Regions from separate parts of the Homo sapiens genome. Here region 2 is linked to region 1. A link is an interaction called in ENCODE POLR2A ChIA-PET data of the cell type or tissue named here. Cell type or tissue: K562. All regions are shown on one strand.

Evidence for each region. ChIA-PET counts read pairs that join two places held together with the same protein. Peaks named below come from ENCODE experiments on the same cell type or tissue, not always from the same donor. Only the 100,000 strongest peaks of a DNase experiment are listed, where the experiment ranks them.
Region 2: POLR2A ChIA-PET joins it to region 1 with 6 read pairs; 6 of 35 experiments call an interaction of 5 or more read pairs at or near these places.

The regions. Positions count from the first base shown.
Region 1 is chr13:95,204,759-95,212,758 of GRCh38, forward strand. ABCC4 (ATP binding cassette subfamily C member 4 (PEL blood group)) reads right to left here. Exons shown (of 31, transcript NM_005845.5): 5 at 5,934-6,023; 6 at 4,676-4,839; 7 at 3,042-3,167; 8 at 1,774-2,023. It overlaps SNORD13G (small nucleolar RNA, C/D box 13G), which reads left to right and starts at 5,586; the gene lies at 5,586-5,690. RefSeq lists an enhancer at 4,630-5,829. In K562, no CTCF peak of the experiment used is centred here; DNase peaks (open chromatin) are centred at 3,243 and 4,513.
Region 2 is chr13:95,286,115-95,294,114 of GRCh38, forward strand. All of the region lies in intron 1 of ABCC4 (ATP binding cassette subfamily C member 4 (PEL blood group)), which reads right to left. Among named protein-coding and RNA genes, the nearest start is that of ABCC4, 11 kb to the right of the region's middle. In K562, no CTCF peak of the experiment used is centred here; no DNase peak of the experiment used is centred here.

The DNA of each region.
Region 1 (8,000 bases):
AGGCAAACTCCTTAACCTATTACAGGAGCCAGTTTCATTCTCTGTAAAGTGGGGACACTAATGCTTATCTCCTTCAATTGTGAGGATAACATGAAATAACATGTACAGGCTTCCAAGAGCCCTGGTCCACGGTACACACACCAACACCTGCAATCACGGTGAGGGGCAGCAACAGCAGTCAGAGAATTACAGCAGCACAATACACATGTGGCCCTTCCGTCTGAAAAAGGTGTCCTGCACACTCAGAAAGATACTCTGGTCAAAGTATACTCCTAAGTTCTTTCTTTCAAGATGCAAAAGCTACATGAAAAAAGTGTTACTGACCTGCATGGACCATCCCTTCACAGTGTTACCTGAAGCTGTTGTCAGAAAGAATGGGGATAAGAAATGACCCTGTATGGTCTGTTTTATAGGTAATATTTTTTATGAAATACAAACTTGCTAATCAGTAGTGGGAGTCTGCCTATGAATAGCCACTATGCTCCAGCCTGGGTAACACAGCAAGATCTCATCTTTAAAAAACAAACTTCATCATAAAAAAGAATCTTAGCTTTTATGACAACACCCACCCCATTCTCTCCCCTACCAAAAAAATAAAAATAAAAAAATAATCACAGCCAGTGTCAGCTAAGTTCACTCGAGTCTGTCCTTGGGCATCCATCTCTATTAAGAACCAGGAATAAAACAAAGCAGATTTTTGAAAAGCTTAGACAGTCAAGTTCTTGCCAAGCCCTCTCACAAAGCCAATTTATTTTAATTTTCAACTTATTCATAAACACACAAATACTTGAGCATACATTATGTGCCAGGACCTTACCTTGGTGATATAAATTATTTGCCCCTGGCAATTGAGTGACAGCGACTTAGGAAAAGGTGATGGTGTGTAAAGTGGATGCTATGGTTTGAATGGGCATGCCTGTTCTAAATTCACAGGTTGGAAGTTCACCCCAGCATCAGTGTTAAGAGGTGGGGCCTCTAAGAGGTGATCAGGTCGCTACGGCAGAGCCCTCCTGAAGGGGATTAGTGTCCTTACAGAAGGCTGGAGAGAACTAACCAGGCCCATTTTGTCCTTCTGTTTCCTCCACGATGGGAGGACACAGAGGTCCATCTGGGAAGCAGAGAGTGGTCCTTGTTACAGTCGTACAAATGGAGCAAGGCAGTAGAAATCAACCAATTGGAAATAAAGAAGTCTGGCAGAGATAGGTTCATCAACAGTAAGAAAAAAGTGAAAAGCGGACAGGAAAGAAATGGCAGAGGTCCTAAAGGCATGCACAGAAATTAACAAGGAAAACATCTACAGAGGAAAGAACTTATTTTCAAACAGGGATAGCTAAGTGAAGTTGAGGCCATTCTTCCTGACCAAGAAGCAGAGACCCCCAGCAAGCTCTTTCCTTCCAGCCCACAGAAGAATCATACTCAACTCATACTCACTACTTTCTCATTGGTGTTAACATAAGAGATGAAATCTATTTGCTTTTCCTGCTTTTAGACAGCTTAGACATTTTAATCACCCCTGCAGTTACCACCTGTACATCAAAAGCCCTGTGCCACTGCTGTTTATGTTGCTGCCAACAAATGAATCACAATGCTTGCATTGTCTTTACCGCGCTCTATCTAAGATAGGGAAGTACACACAACATTCTGGAATGGCGGCACGTTTTGGTTATGAGAGAGTTAAATGTCATTACACTGGAACATAGTGATGCTAAATAAAAGGAGACATCATTCTACTTCAAATGCACCTACAACTTTAAAATGGCATCTGACACCAACCTGGATTCTTCGGATGCTGACGATTGCCTCTGACACCCTCTCAATGGCTGAGGGGAAGAAGAGGGTAACCGTCAGCCGCACAGCCCCATACAGCGTCACTGCCACGAACACGCGGCTGGCTGTGATCACACTGCCGAGGAGCACGTAGGTGGTGAAGGTCACAAACACGATGATTTTGCTTGCACTGAAAAATGAAGCCAAATTCATCCCTCTGAGGCAGGAACTTCTCAGAATCTTGGAAATCTCCTTCCTGAAAGAGAGTACAGGTTTTTAAAAAAGCAGTGATGTCAACCAGATAAAGTGGCTCACGCCTGCAATCTCAGCACTTTGGGAGCTGAGGTGGATGAATTGTTTGAACCCAGGAGTTTGAGACCATCCTGGGCAACAACAACAAAAAAGTGCAAAGGTGAGAGGTGGCCAGGAACTACCCAAGAAATCATAAGAAGTATCATGTGCTGGAATGCAACAACTAATCAAATATTTAATCCAAAAGCCAAAAAAAAAATACATATTTTGTTTTTTGAGACAGAGTTTCACTCTTGTCGCCCAGGCAATGGTGCGATCTCAGCTCACTGCAACCTCCGCCTCCTGGTTCAAGCGATTCTCCTGCCTCAGCCTCTCAAGTAGCTAGGATTACAGGCATGTGCCACCACGCCCAGCAAATGTTTGTATTTTTAGTAGAGACAGGGTTTCACCATGTTGGCCAGGCTGGTCTCAAACTCCTGACCTCAGGTGATCCACCCGCCTCAGCCTCCCAAAGTTCTTGGATTACAGGCATGAGCCACTGCGCCCAGCCCCCTCCAAAATTTCTAATAAAACAAAGCACAACTAACAGTATTTCCATGCCTGTTTGGAATGAAAAATACTGATTCATATAGTTTGGTCCAATATAGATATGCCCAGTCTCTATAACTTGTCCATTTGGCTACATTAATATAAATTATAGTTTTATTTTAAACACCATTATTCTCAAATACTAACATCTTAGACTCATTGTTGGGATTTGGGATATTCAGAAACATTTGGAATTTCACTTTTGTATTAGTAAGAAGCATACATGCTTTCTGTTTAAGAACATGGTAAATGGAAGACCAAGTGAAAATAACGTTCTCTACCATTCTACTTAACCCAACTGCCAAGCGTGGGGACTGGGATGGATTGTACTGAACTTCCCATAATGTGAAAACATAGTAAAACTTCTAAAACCATCAACAAGAATAGCAAATAGAAAAATACAAAAATATGGTACAATGTATACAAAAACTTACTTTCTCAAATTGGTAATAAGATTTGAAAATGACTTTTCCCAGGCGTACATTTTTATTATCCTTATACCAGTTATAACTTCATTCATGGTCCTGATCCTGGCATCCGTGAAAGTTGCAGTTTTACTCCTAAGGGGAACCAGACACGGGAGATGAGCCTGAGCGATCACAGCCTGCCCTTATCAGCGGCAGGCACAGGCAGGGACCTGCATCACATGGTTCCCTACAGCGCTTTTGCTTCCGACAACACAGACAGGTCCTACTCAAAATACAAATAGAAAAAGACTTCGATTAGGAAGTCAACAATCTATACCAACTCAACAAGTATTTTGGAGAATTTGTAATATCTGCTGAGGAAGACATGAAAATGAGTCAGATGTCATCTGTCCCCTCGAGGAGCTCACAGGTGGGCAGGAAAGGCAGAAAGGCACCCGAGCCTGACGATAACACAGTGGTCAGAGAGTGCTAAAATGGGAATGAAGTGCTGGGGAGCAGAAAAGAAAGGGCTGTTTGTTAACTCCACCGGGAAAGAGGAGAGCAAAAAAAAAAAAAAAAGCTTCAGAGGACCAGGAGCATTTGAACGGGGCCTCAAAGGACAAGGACTATTTCTCCAGATGGCAAAGAGGGGAAGGTCCAAGTAGAAAATACACCATAAGCAAAAGCATAAAACAAAGAACTCAATGCACTTCCAACAGTGGCTCATCTCGATCCAGCTGACAACCTTGACAATGAACCATTTCCAATTCGTTGGAACCTGCTTCAAGTCTAATTTATTTTATCATCATTAATCTCTTGATCAAAAGCTGTATTTCTTTTTTTTTTTTTTTTTTTTTTTTTTTTTTGAGACAGAGTCTCACTCTGTCACCCAGGCTGGAGTGCAGTGGCATAATATCGGCTCACTGCAACCTCTGCCTCCTGGATTCAAGTGATTCTCGTGCCTGAGCCTCCCAAGTAGCTGGGATTACAGGCGTGTACCACCATGCCCAGCTAATTTTTTAAATTTAGTAGAGACGGAGTTTTGTCATGTTGGCCAGGCAGGTCTCAAACTCCTGGCCTCAAGTGATCCACCTGCCTTGGCCTCCCAAAGTGTTGGGATTACAGGCTTCAGCCACCACGACCAGCTAACAACCATATTCCTAACACATATGCTACTAGGACTGTGTGATTTTATAACTACATCATTAAAATTCACCTTGCCTTTGGGGAGCTTACAATTTAATGGAAATACTGAATTAAAAATAACACACATATATACACGTGAAAACAGCTCTAACACAAGCACGGTAAAGATGTATGCAGCTAGAATGGAGCCTATGAAACATTTCAATTTATCATTATTCATTATATGTTTAACTAACTTCTACATATGTGATTTCTGCTTAAGGACACTCTACTTATTGAGGCCACAGCGCCTGAAAAGCTGGCTGGGAGGAGCCAGTGAATGCCTTCACCTTTCTCCCTTGAAGATTTGCCTTCAGCATAAGGACAGAGGCCCCCTTGGCTGAGCCTGAAGAGCTGCAACATATGCAAGGAAGAGATAATAAAAGGCATTTAGTTTGTTTCTGAACAAAAGCATTGGGAAGACTGTGGATGTTACCAAATACATATGACATTTTTCACAGCAGTATTTCTCTTACCTCAGTGATGAGAACAACTTCCCAAAACAGCTTTGCAAGGGCAGGAGAATGATTAGAACTGCCATCCCAGCAAGGCACGATATTCCTATCTCCATCCAGAGTAGGGCAGTCACTGCAATCGCCTGCAGTGGTCCTGCCCACAGGAAGTGTAAGAACACTGTCACCTTTAAAGAAAAAGACAGAGCGTTCTTAGGACTCCAGAAAAGCAAAACCAGTAAGAACACAGTACAGAAACGATCCACTGGAAAAGAACAGGCAAGATCCTAAACAGAAATGGCCACAGTGGGTTTACACCTGCTAAAGCAGAAAGCCAAGCACCCACCACAGGTGAAGCCATTCTGGGGAAACAAAGAGTGGGTCTGGGAGACTCGCAAGAGAATCCGACCAGCGGCATTAGAAGAATGTCTTGATCGTGACTATCTTCACTGATGAGCTGAGCATTTTCCAGAACTCTCTGCCACAGAATTCAGCTCCCATATGCCCTGGGGCTCCCCAGTACCCCAAGAAAACCTGTACTACAGTGCCCACCACATACTCCAGTAATTTACTTGTGTGTTTGTCTCCCAGACAGGCAGTGAGCTTCTTCAGAACAGAAACCAAGTCTTATTCATTGTCCCTGACACTGAGCGGAGGCTTTAGTTCATTCTGATGAATGAATAATTGGAAAAAAGAAGTGGTCCTAGTGCAAAATGAATATGGCCAGCAGCTAGAATGCCCTGGAAAAATGATACCGCTACAAGGTAAGTATTAAACAATGGATACTGGGCGGGTATGGTGTTCACACCTGTAATCCCAGCACTTTGGGAGGCCAAGGTAGCGAGAATCGCTTGAGGCCAGAATCTTGAGACCAGCCTGCGCAACAAGGCGTGATCCCTTCTCTACAAATAATAAAAAAAGAAATTAGCCAGCAATCCTTTTGTAGTTCATGAGCATGATAATCGGGTGTTCACGCACTTGTGTGAGATGTGCCACCCTTGAATTTTGTTATGATGTTTCCACAATAGCCCATCTGACATGAAAATTCAAAAAAAAAGAAATTAGCTGTTCACGGTGATGCACACCTGTAGTCACAGCTAATCAGGAGGCTGAGACAGGAGGATCGCACATCACTTGAGCCCAGGAGTTCAAGCCTTCAGCGAGCTATGATCCTGCCACTGCAATCCAGTGTGAACAGAGTGAGCCCCTGCCTCCAGAAAGAATAAAAGGGGAAAGAGGGGTGTTTAATGCAATGAAAAAGGATCCCTGAGCTGCAGCTTACCTGATCAAACTTGTTCACATCATTGGACAGCAGATTGACTATCTGGCCTGTGGTTGTCTTCCCCATGGCCATGTTACTAAGACGAAGTGCCTGAAATAAAAGAGGTAAGTAGAGAATTGTATTCATGCAGTGATACTAAGTCAGGCTTAGGACACAGCAGACCTGAGGAAGTCTCGTGTGATGTCAAGACCAGATCTAAGCACAAGCATCCCCACCCCCCCACTGCCCCCTCTCTCTGCCCCACCAGCACCTTTAGTGGTGGCAGCTGTGTCAGGACAGCAAAGCGAGAGGTAGGAAGAAGAAAAATCTCCCACCTCATTTAATGAATTTGGACACGCCCCCAAGTACAAAAGGACATAAGTTTCTACTTAAGAGCCAACCAAAGTAATTTTGAGCCAAATTAGGGAAGAACAGAGAGGCTGTCAGAGGAACAAAATGAGAGGACGTGGACTATAAATCCGTACCAATCACTAATTCTCTGTGCAACATTATTAAACACATGGGGCCTTAGTCTCTTCACCCTGCCTGGATCACAGGGTTTCAATGTGTTCAATGGGAAATGACAAATATGGAGTATCAACTATCTGGAGGACACCAGGAGCCCCAGCAGATACAGTGACACAGTCATGTTTTCCTGCCTTGGGAGACAGGGCTAGGTATGTCCAGACACCTGTGATTCAACTGTGACCTGCACAGAGAACTGGGGACAGTTCGAACTGAGGGACACTGGGTGGGAGAGACCCTGGACGATGAAGGAGGGACTTTATGGAGGGAAGGGAAGGGCACTGCAGGGGAGGCCTAGCTAGGACAGAAGTACGGAGAAGGAGGATGTGGAGGCTGCTGAATAAAGAACACCCCAAACCTGGCTGAAGCAGGTGAAGCTCATGGAAGCGGGGCTGAAACAGGTGAAGCTTATGGAAATGGGGCTGAAGCAGGTGAAGCTCATGGAAGCAGGGCTGAAGCAGGTGAAGCTTATGGAAGGCAATATGGAACAGTACGTGTGGTTTTTCAAGTTAGAGGGAGAAACTCAACTTAAGGAAGGTTAAACAGTAGAAGCAATTGGCCAGGAGACTACTGGAAGGAGGAGAATGAGTTGCCGCTGGAATAACAGTCCAGGCAAAAGGCAACAAGACTGTCAACGAGGGCTATGTGAATGGGAAAAAAAGGGCCAGATAGAAGTGAAAACATTTTGAAAAGTTAAAAAATGGCCGGGCGCGGTGGCTCACACCTGTAATCCCAGCACTTAGTGGGGCTGAAGGCAGATCACTTGAGGTCAGGAGTTCGAGATCAGCCTGGCCAACATGGTGAAACCCTGTCTCTACTAAAAATACAAAAATTAGCTTGGTGTGGTGGTGTGCACCTGTAATCCCAGCTACTCGGGAGGCTGAGGCAGAAAATCACTTGAACCGGGAGGCAGGGGTTGCAATCAGCCAAGATTGCACCACTGTACTCCAGTCTGGGTGACAGAGTGAGACTGTCTCAAAAAAAAAAAAATTAAAAAATGCTATTATGCAAATATAAGTGAATCAATCGTAAAATACAAAGAAAGAAGAAAATGTAGGAGTGAGGGAGAAGAAAGGGAAGGAGAGAGACCAGCCCGCCCCTGTAGGAAAGAAACAGAACGTAATGTGCCTTATTGACTACAAACTATCTGTAAATATTTATAAAGCCAGTCTTACATACAAAATGTTAATCCCACATGCAGAAAATACCACATTTTTAAAGCATGTAAATTTGATACCTAATTTTAAAAAAATAAAAGCAAAATGTCAACACCAAACTCTAAGCCTAAGCTGACCCTTTTCAAGAAATCTGAAGTCAATTGTGCCCAACTTGAACTATCATCCACAGATTGTGTCTGAGGCCAACAATGAGGATTTAGGTAAGACAGCACAGATGCCAATTTGTGAAAAAGACAAAGTTCTTCTGGGTGCACCAGGAGGGCTACTTGTAAGTCGTGTATTACTGTGACCAGGTGTAGAGGTGGAATAAAAGGCTGGGCAGATACTCGGGTTGTAATAGAAGTTAACCCAAGTGAACGATAACTCTACAGTCAACACAGAAATT
Region 2 (8,000 bases), 81 kb after region 1:
CAGAAAAACTTTTTTTTTTTTTTGAGACGGAGTCTCACTCTGTCACCCAGGCTGGAGTGCAGTGGCACAATTTCGGCTCACTGCAACCTCCGCCTCCCAGGTTCAAGCGATTCTCCTGTCTCAGCCTCCCCAGAAGCTGGGATTACAGGCGCCCACCACCACACTCAGCTAATTTTTGTATTTTTAGTAAAGTCAGGGTTCCACTATGTTGGCCAGGCTGATCTCCAACTCCTGACCTCAGGTGATCCGCCTGCCTCGGCCTCCCAAAGTGCTGAGATTACAGGCATGAGCCACAGTGCCCAGCCCAGGAAAACTTCTTAAAGATGTAATAATAACGCACCTTATTATTTTCCAAGTACTTCCATAGATAGTGGCCCACTTCTGAGTATGAATTAAATTTCCCTTTGTGGCCTTTGTTTTTTTAATAGATCTTCATTTCTGGGGGGACTTACAAACAGGTGACTTCTCCATTCACCAGAGATGGGACATTATACACTGACCTACTTCCATATTCACTTTCCCTGCTTGATTGGAGGTGAGGGAGAAAAATTAGTGTATAAGGCCGGGCGCGGAGGCTCACGCCTGTAATCCCAGGACTTTAGAAGGCTGAGGCAGGTGGATCACCTGAGGTCAGGAGTTCGAGACCAGCCTGGCCAACATGGTGAAACCCCTTGTCTACTAAAAATACAAAAATTAGCCAGGTGTGGTGGCACACGCCTGTAATCCCAGTTACTCAGGAGGCTGAGGCAGGAGAATTGCTTGAACCCCGAGGCAGAGGTTGCAGTGAGCTGAGTCCATGCCATTGCACTCTAGCCTGGGCAACAAGAGTGAAACTCTGTCTCAAAAAAAAAAAAAAAAGAAAAGAAAAGAAAAATAAGTGTATAGAACTTTATTGTTTCATTGACCGGGCACGATGGCTCACGCCTGTAACTCTAGCACTTTGGGAGGCCAAGGTGGGCAGATTGGCTGAGCTCAGCAGTTTGAAACCAGCCTGGGCAACATGGTGAAACCTATCTCTAATAAAATACAAAAAATTAGCCCGGTATGGTAGCACATGCCTATAGTTTCAGCTACCTGGGAGGCTGAGGCATGAGAATCACTTGAACCCAGAAGGTTGCAGTGAGCCAAGATTGTGCCACTGCACTCCAGCCTGGGCAACAGAGCAAAACTCTGTCTCCAAAAAAAGAGAACTGGCCAGGGATGGTGGCTCACGCCTCTAATCCCAGCACTTTGGGAGGCTAAGGTGGGCAGATCACGAGGTCAGGAGTTCAAGACCAGCCTGGCCAACATGGTGAAACCCCGTCTCTACTAAAAATACAAAAATTAGCTGGGCATGGTGGCAGGCACCTGTAATCCCAGCTACTCAGGAGGCTGAGACAGCAGAATCGTTTGAATCTGGGAGGTAGAAGTTGCAGTGAGCCAAGATCACGCCATTGCACTCCAGCCTGGGTGGAAGGGCATGACTTCGTCTCAAAAAAAAAAAAACTTTTTCCTTAAAATACACCTCTTGGAGCCAGTCCCAGATACTTGGGAGGATCAGGAAGGAGGACCTCTTGAGGCCATAAATTTGAGGATGTAGTGTGCCTGTGAATAGCCACTACACTCTAGCCTGGGCAACACAGAAAGACCTCATAAATAAATAAATAGGCCAGATGAGGTGGCTCACACCTGTAATCTCAGCACTTTGGGAGGCCAAGGCTGGCAGATCACGAAGTTAGGAGATCAAGACCATCCTGGCTAACACAGTGAAACCCCGTCTCTACTAAAACTACAAAAAATTAGCCAGGCATGGTGGCATGCACCTATAGTCCCAGCTACTCGGGAGGCTGAGGCACGAGAATCACTTGAACCCGGGAGACGGAGGTTGCAGTGAGCCGAAATCGCACCACTGCACTCCAGCCTGGGCAACGGAGTGAGACTCTGCCTCACACAAATAATAAATAAATAAATAAATATTTTATAATGTATTTTTAAAATATAGTTCTTAAAACATGCCATGAGTAGGTTTAATTTTTCTAAATCATAGAATAGGATACTGAAGCCCAGAGTGGTCATGTGTCTTGCCTAAGGTCACACACAGCTAATATATACAAGATCATGGGTCTTCTGGCTCCAGTCTGAGGCTGTCACAATAACTAGCTTCTCACTTGGTCCTACCTAAGACACAGGTGTCAGCAACTCTAAATTCAAGAAATTGAGATTAAGACTAAAGTAATAGCTTATAAACATTAATTAAGCATATTAATTGCAAGATGTTAAACCAGTCACTGAGAGATTAAGACATTGAAGATACTGGTTTCTGCCTTAATAGAGCTAACAATTTAGTAAAAAAGTCGCAAATGAGTCAAGACTTAAATAAGACTTAAAGACTTAAGACAATAAAAAAGGCATGATAAAAGGGTAAATTTAGGCTGGACGCAGTGGCTCATGCCTGTAATCCCAGCACTTTGGGAGGCTGAGGTGGGCGGATCACCTGAGGTCAGGAGTTCAAGACCAGCCTGGCCAACATGGCAAAGTCCCATCTCTACTAAAAATACAAAAATTAGCCAGGTGTCATGGCACAAGCCTGTAATTCCAGCTACTCGGGAGGCTGAGGCAGGAGAACTGCTTGAACCCAGAAGGTGGAGGTTGCTCAAGAGCAAGACTCTGACTCAAAAAAAAAAGGATGGGGGATAAATTTAGCAAGAACCCTCATCATCCCATTTACCTACAGCCTAATATGTACTAGGAACTTACATATACAATAATAGGTAAAATCTATTAAGAATGTATTATGTTTTATAGTTGAACAAATTGTGTCGCTTAATCAACTTAGAATTCATGTAAATGCCACATTTGAGCTCTGTTACATTGAGAGCTCTCCAGGCCCAGCCTACCATGTTAAGCCATTGATAAACCTCCCTGCTACTATTTAAAACAAGATGGATACCTTTCTACTGTCTTTAAAGAGGAAGAGTACACACTGTTGGACTGTATGCACTCTCCGTCTCTCAAGACAGTAATCTGAGGGATTACTTCAATAGCAGAAGTTAAAAGAAGCGGTCAGTTGGGTTTATTACATAATCTCAATCACATCCTGACCAATAAAATGCACCAATAAAGATCAGCAAATAAAAGCAAGTGATTAGAAGAGCAATTTTATGCTCACGAGCTCTGAATTCACAAGTGTGAGATTTCCTGTCAAGTACTCTCATGAGCTCAATTAATCTCTGACCCAGGGTGAGAAAATAAACATAGTGACGCAGAGGCTGCAGCTCATGCTTTGGAATTTGTCAGACTTGACTCAGTTCCCAACTCCATCATGTCCTGCCTGGGTGACCCTCATTATGCTACCTGGACTCTCTCAGTTTCCTTCACCTGTATGTAACACAAGAGCAGAGCCACCCTCAACAAGGGGTTACTATAAAAATCGAAGAACCCGGCATCTCTAACAACATCCCTGGCACGGAGCAATCCCCCTTCTCCCTCAGCCACTGGCTGAGCACCCACAGAGGGGAGTAAGTCCTATTGTGGTAATGGTTCTCATGCTTTGAGATCAGACAAGTCCTTTGAGAGGAACCTGAAAAAGGGGCAGCGAACCTTTGGCCAGAAAAATGGAAATATGCACAGAAATATTTTTGACTTTGGCAAGCAGTTGATCAGTGGTTCTTGGGCTTCAGTGCCCATCAGAAACGTAGAGAACCTTTTTAAAATATTGATGTGCGGGGCGCGGTGGCTCACACCTGTAATCCCAGCATTTTGGGAGGCCAAGGCTGACGGATCACCTGAGGTCGAGAGTTCGAGACCAGCCTGGCCAACATGGAGAAACCCCATCTCTACTAAAAATACAAAATTAGCCAGGCATGGTAGCGCATGCCTATAATCCCAGCTACTCAGGAGGCTAAGGCAGGAGAACTGCTTGAACCCGGGAGGCAGAGGTTGCGGTGAGCCAAGATCACACCATTCCACTCCAGCCTGGGCAACAAGAGCAAAACTCTGTCTCAAAAAAAATAGATAGATAGATAGATAGATAGATAGATAGATAGATAGATAGATGATAGATAGATAGATGCGTGGATCCCACCCCCAGAAATTATTTTTCCAATTGGCCTATAAGGGGAACAGACATCCATATTTTTATGGCTGTCCAGGTGATCCAATCATGGTGAGGGCTAAGAAACTGCTATGTAATCTAAAAAGAATTTAGAAAAAATAAAGCTAATAAGGTTAAAAGAAATAATGCACATCAACAATCATTTGAAGGGAGCAATTTGAGAGTATATTCATGAAAAGCAGCACCAAGAGCCAGCTTGTGTTAAGAGGAATCATGGCCGGGTGTGGTGTCTCACGCCTGTAATCCCAGCACTTTGGGAGGCCAAGGTAGGTGGATCACCTGAGGTCAGGCGTTCGAGACTAGCATGGCCAACATGGTGAAACCCTATCTCTACTAAAAATACAAAAATCAGCTAGGCGTAGTGCCACATGCCTATAATCCCAGCTACTGGGGAGGCTGAGGCAGGAGAATCACTTGAACCTGGGAGGCAGAGGTTGCAGTTAGCCAAGATCGTGCCATTGCACTCCAGCCTGGGCAACAAGAGCAAAACTCTGTCTCAAAAAAAAAAAAAAAAAAAAAAAAAAGAGGAAATCGTGAGGCCAGGCACAGTAGCATCGCGCCATTGCACTCCAGCCTGGGCAAAAAGAGCAAAACTCCATCTCAAAAAAATAAATAAAAATAAAAAATACAAATACAAAAATTAGCCGGGTGTGGTGGCAAGCACCTGTAATCCCAGCTACTCGGGAGGCTGAGACAGGAGAACCGCTTGAACCCCGGGAGGCAGAGGTTGTACTGAGCTGAGGTTGCGCCACTGCACTTCGGCCTGGGCGACAGAGCAAGACCCTGTCTCAAAAAAAAAAAAAGAGGAAACCATGCCAAATGACTTTAACCCTTTTCTTGGTAGGGTTTCTGAATGACTGCCCAGGCTGGGCATGACGGTTCACACCTGTCATCCCAGCATTTTGGGAGGCCAAGGCAGGTGGATCACTTGAGCTCAAGAGTTCGAGACTAGTCTGGGCAACATGGCAAAACCCCACCTCTACAAAAAATTAGAAAAATTAGCCAGCTGTGGTGGCCCGCACCTGTAGTCCCAGCTACTTGGGGGGCTGAAGCAGTAGGATCACTTGAGCCTGGGAAGTCAAGGCTCCAATAAGCTATGAATGCACCACTGCACTCCAAGGCTGGCTGGCAAGGCAAGATCCTGTCTCAAAAAAAAAAAAAAGACAGAAGTGCCCAGGTGATCCAATACTCCAATACCTCTTGACTTCCATAAAGCAGACCTCCATATGACACGACCTCTCTTGACACTTGTGGCCAAGTTAATCTAGCAACCACAGTGTTGATTAGTGGATCTGCCACAACCTAGAGGACATTCCTAGGACCCATCCTTTCTAGCATTCAGACTACGAAAGTGTTCCAAGAACTTTCAACAGCAACAATGAGCTGCTAAACGTTAGCATCTACAAAATGAATTTGCATAGGGATAGAAGAGCAGTTACATGGGGACAAGCCCTGCGGACTGTGAGGTCAATTGGCCATGTGTCCAATATAGCTCAACTGCATGTATCACTGATGATGCCCAAATTGACATAAACTTCCTGACCACATTGGCCAACATGATGAAACTCCATCTCTACTAAAATACAAGTATTAGCTGGGTGTGGTGGCGCGTGCCTGTAATCCCAGCTACTCGGGAGGCTGAGGCACGAGAATTGCTTGAACCAGAAGGTGGAGGTTGCAGTGAGCCAAGATCATACCACTGCACGCCAGCCTGGGCAACACAGTGAAACTCCATTTAAAGAAATAATAATAATAAGATAAACTTCTCCATGAGCCCCAAACTCATGACCAATTGAATGCCTATTCAACATCTCCACTTGAATGTGTAGCAGGCATCTCAAACTTAACAGGGTCAAAAATAAACTCCTGTCCAGGCACCATGGCGCATGCCTGTAATCCCAGCACTTTTGGAGGCTAGGGCGGGAGGATCACTTGAGCCCAGGAGTTCAATACCAGCCAGGGCAACATGGCAAAACTTCATCTCTACAAAAAATATAAAAAATTAGCTGGGCATGCTGGCACACACCTGTGGTCCCAGCTACTCAGGGGGCTGAGGTGGAAGGATGGCTTGAGCCCAGGAGGTGAAAGTTGCAGTGAACTGAGATCGCACCACTGCAATCCAGCCTGGGTGACAGAGTGACACCCTGTCTCAAACAAAGAAACAAAGATTTAATGTGGCCATGATAGCTGTCTTTGAATACTATGAGGCGAGCATATGAAGGGAGGTAGCCAACTTGCTCTGCGTGTTGACAAAAAAACAAAGGAGAGCGGCTCTGAACCTATTTTGGTTCTAGGAGCTGCTTGATTCACAGATCATTCTTTGCTTCATTAAATTCTGTAATGCTTTTCTTAGAAGTAAGTAAACACAAGTAGAAATTGCATGGAAAGAAAACTGTGGCTCAATACAACATAATTCTGGCATTCGAATCTAAAGTCATGAGAGTCACATAATGCATTTCCCCACTGCCCAGTATCTGGAAGGGATTCCTGTACTGAGTGTGGGCTAGAAGATCTCTTCCTTTCAACCCACTAATTCTATGACACTAAGGAAAAGGGGAAGATAGGAGCTAGCGCAGAGAAAAGAGCAGACAGGGACTAGGCCTGAAACAGACCAGCACGGAAGTGGTCATGGAACCCAGAAATGGAACAAGGAGCTACGTCGCAGGCCACAAAAGGGCTGTAAGTACTCATGAGTAAGGGGCTGGAAGTGGGAGAAGCAAAGTCTGAACATCTGCTGGGATGAAAGAGGGGAGGGCAACCTTGGGTGTAACAAACGCTACCGGCTGGCAGGGACGACATAGCGACTGAGGGGTGGTCATTCGCCACACGTCTCAGGCAACACTTTCTCCAACTGCAGTTCTGTGACCTGGACATCTCATCCCCTGCCAGGAACGATTTCCCACCTTCTCCATCCAAGCTCCAACAGGAAGGTAAACCCCTCCCCAGAGATCTCCATCTTGGCCAACATGGCAAAACCCTGTCTCTAACAACAACAAAAAAATTAGCCAGGCCTGGTGGTGCACATCTGTAATCCCAGCTACTTGGGAGGCTGCGGCAGGAGAATCGCTTGAGCCCGGGAGGCGGAGGTTGTAGTGAGCCGAGATCATGCCACTGCACTCCAGCCTGTGCGACAGAGACTCCATCTCAAAAAACAAAAACAAAAACAAAATCCCCACCCTCACACAGCTTTTCCATACTTCTACTCCAGCACACCCAACACGGGTTCAGGATGAACTCCTGCAGCAGCGACTGCTGGACACACGGACTATGTTTTTTTGAGATGGAGTCTCGCTCTGTTGCCCAGGCTGGAGTGCAGTGGCGTGATCTTGGCTCACTGCAACTTCTGCCTCCCGGGTTCAAGCAATTCTCCTGCCTCAGCCTCTCGAGTAGCTGGGACTACAGGTGCATGCCACCACGCCCAGCTAATTTTTGTATTTTTAGTAGAGACGGGGTTTCATTACGTTGGCCAGGCTGGTCTTGAACTCCTGACCTTGTGATCCACCTGCCTCGGCCTCCCAAAGTGCTGGGATTACAGGCATAAGCCACCGCACCCAGCCTGGACTACGTTTTCTTTTGCTTTTTTTTTTTTTTGAGACAGAGTCTCATTCTGTAGCCCAGGCTGGAGTGCAGTGGTGCAATCTTGGCTCACTGCAGCCTCCACCTCCTGGGTTAAAGCGATTCTCCTGCTCGGTCTCCCAAGTAGCTGGGATTACAGGCATGTGCCACCATGAAAGAAGGCAGGGTGCCTTCTTTCTTGCCAGGTGCAAATCCATTACAATAAAGTACCATTCCTGTTCTCAAAGAGCTCACACAATGAGGGAGGCAGCCACTGTATCGTGCAAATAATGCTAGCTATTAAACAAGCCCTGATTCTCAATGGCTTAATTCAAAATCACCAGCCGAGGCA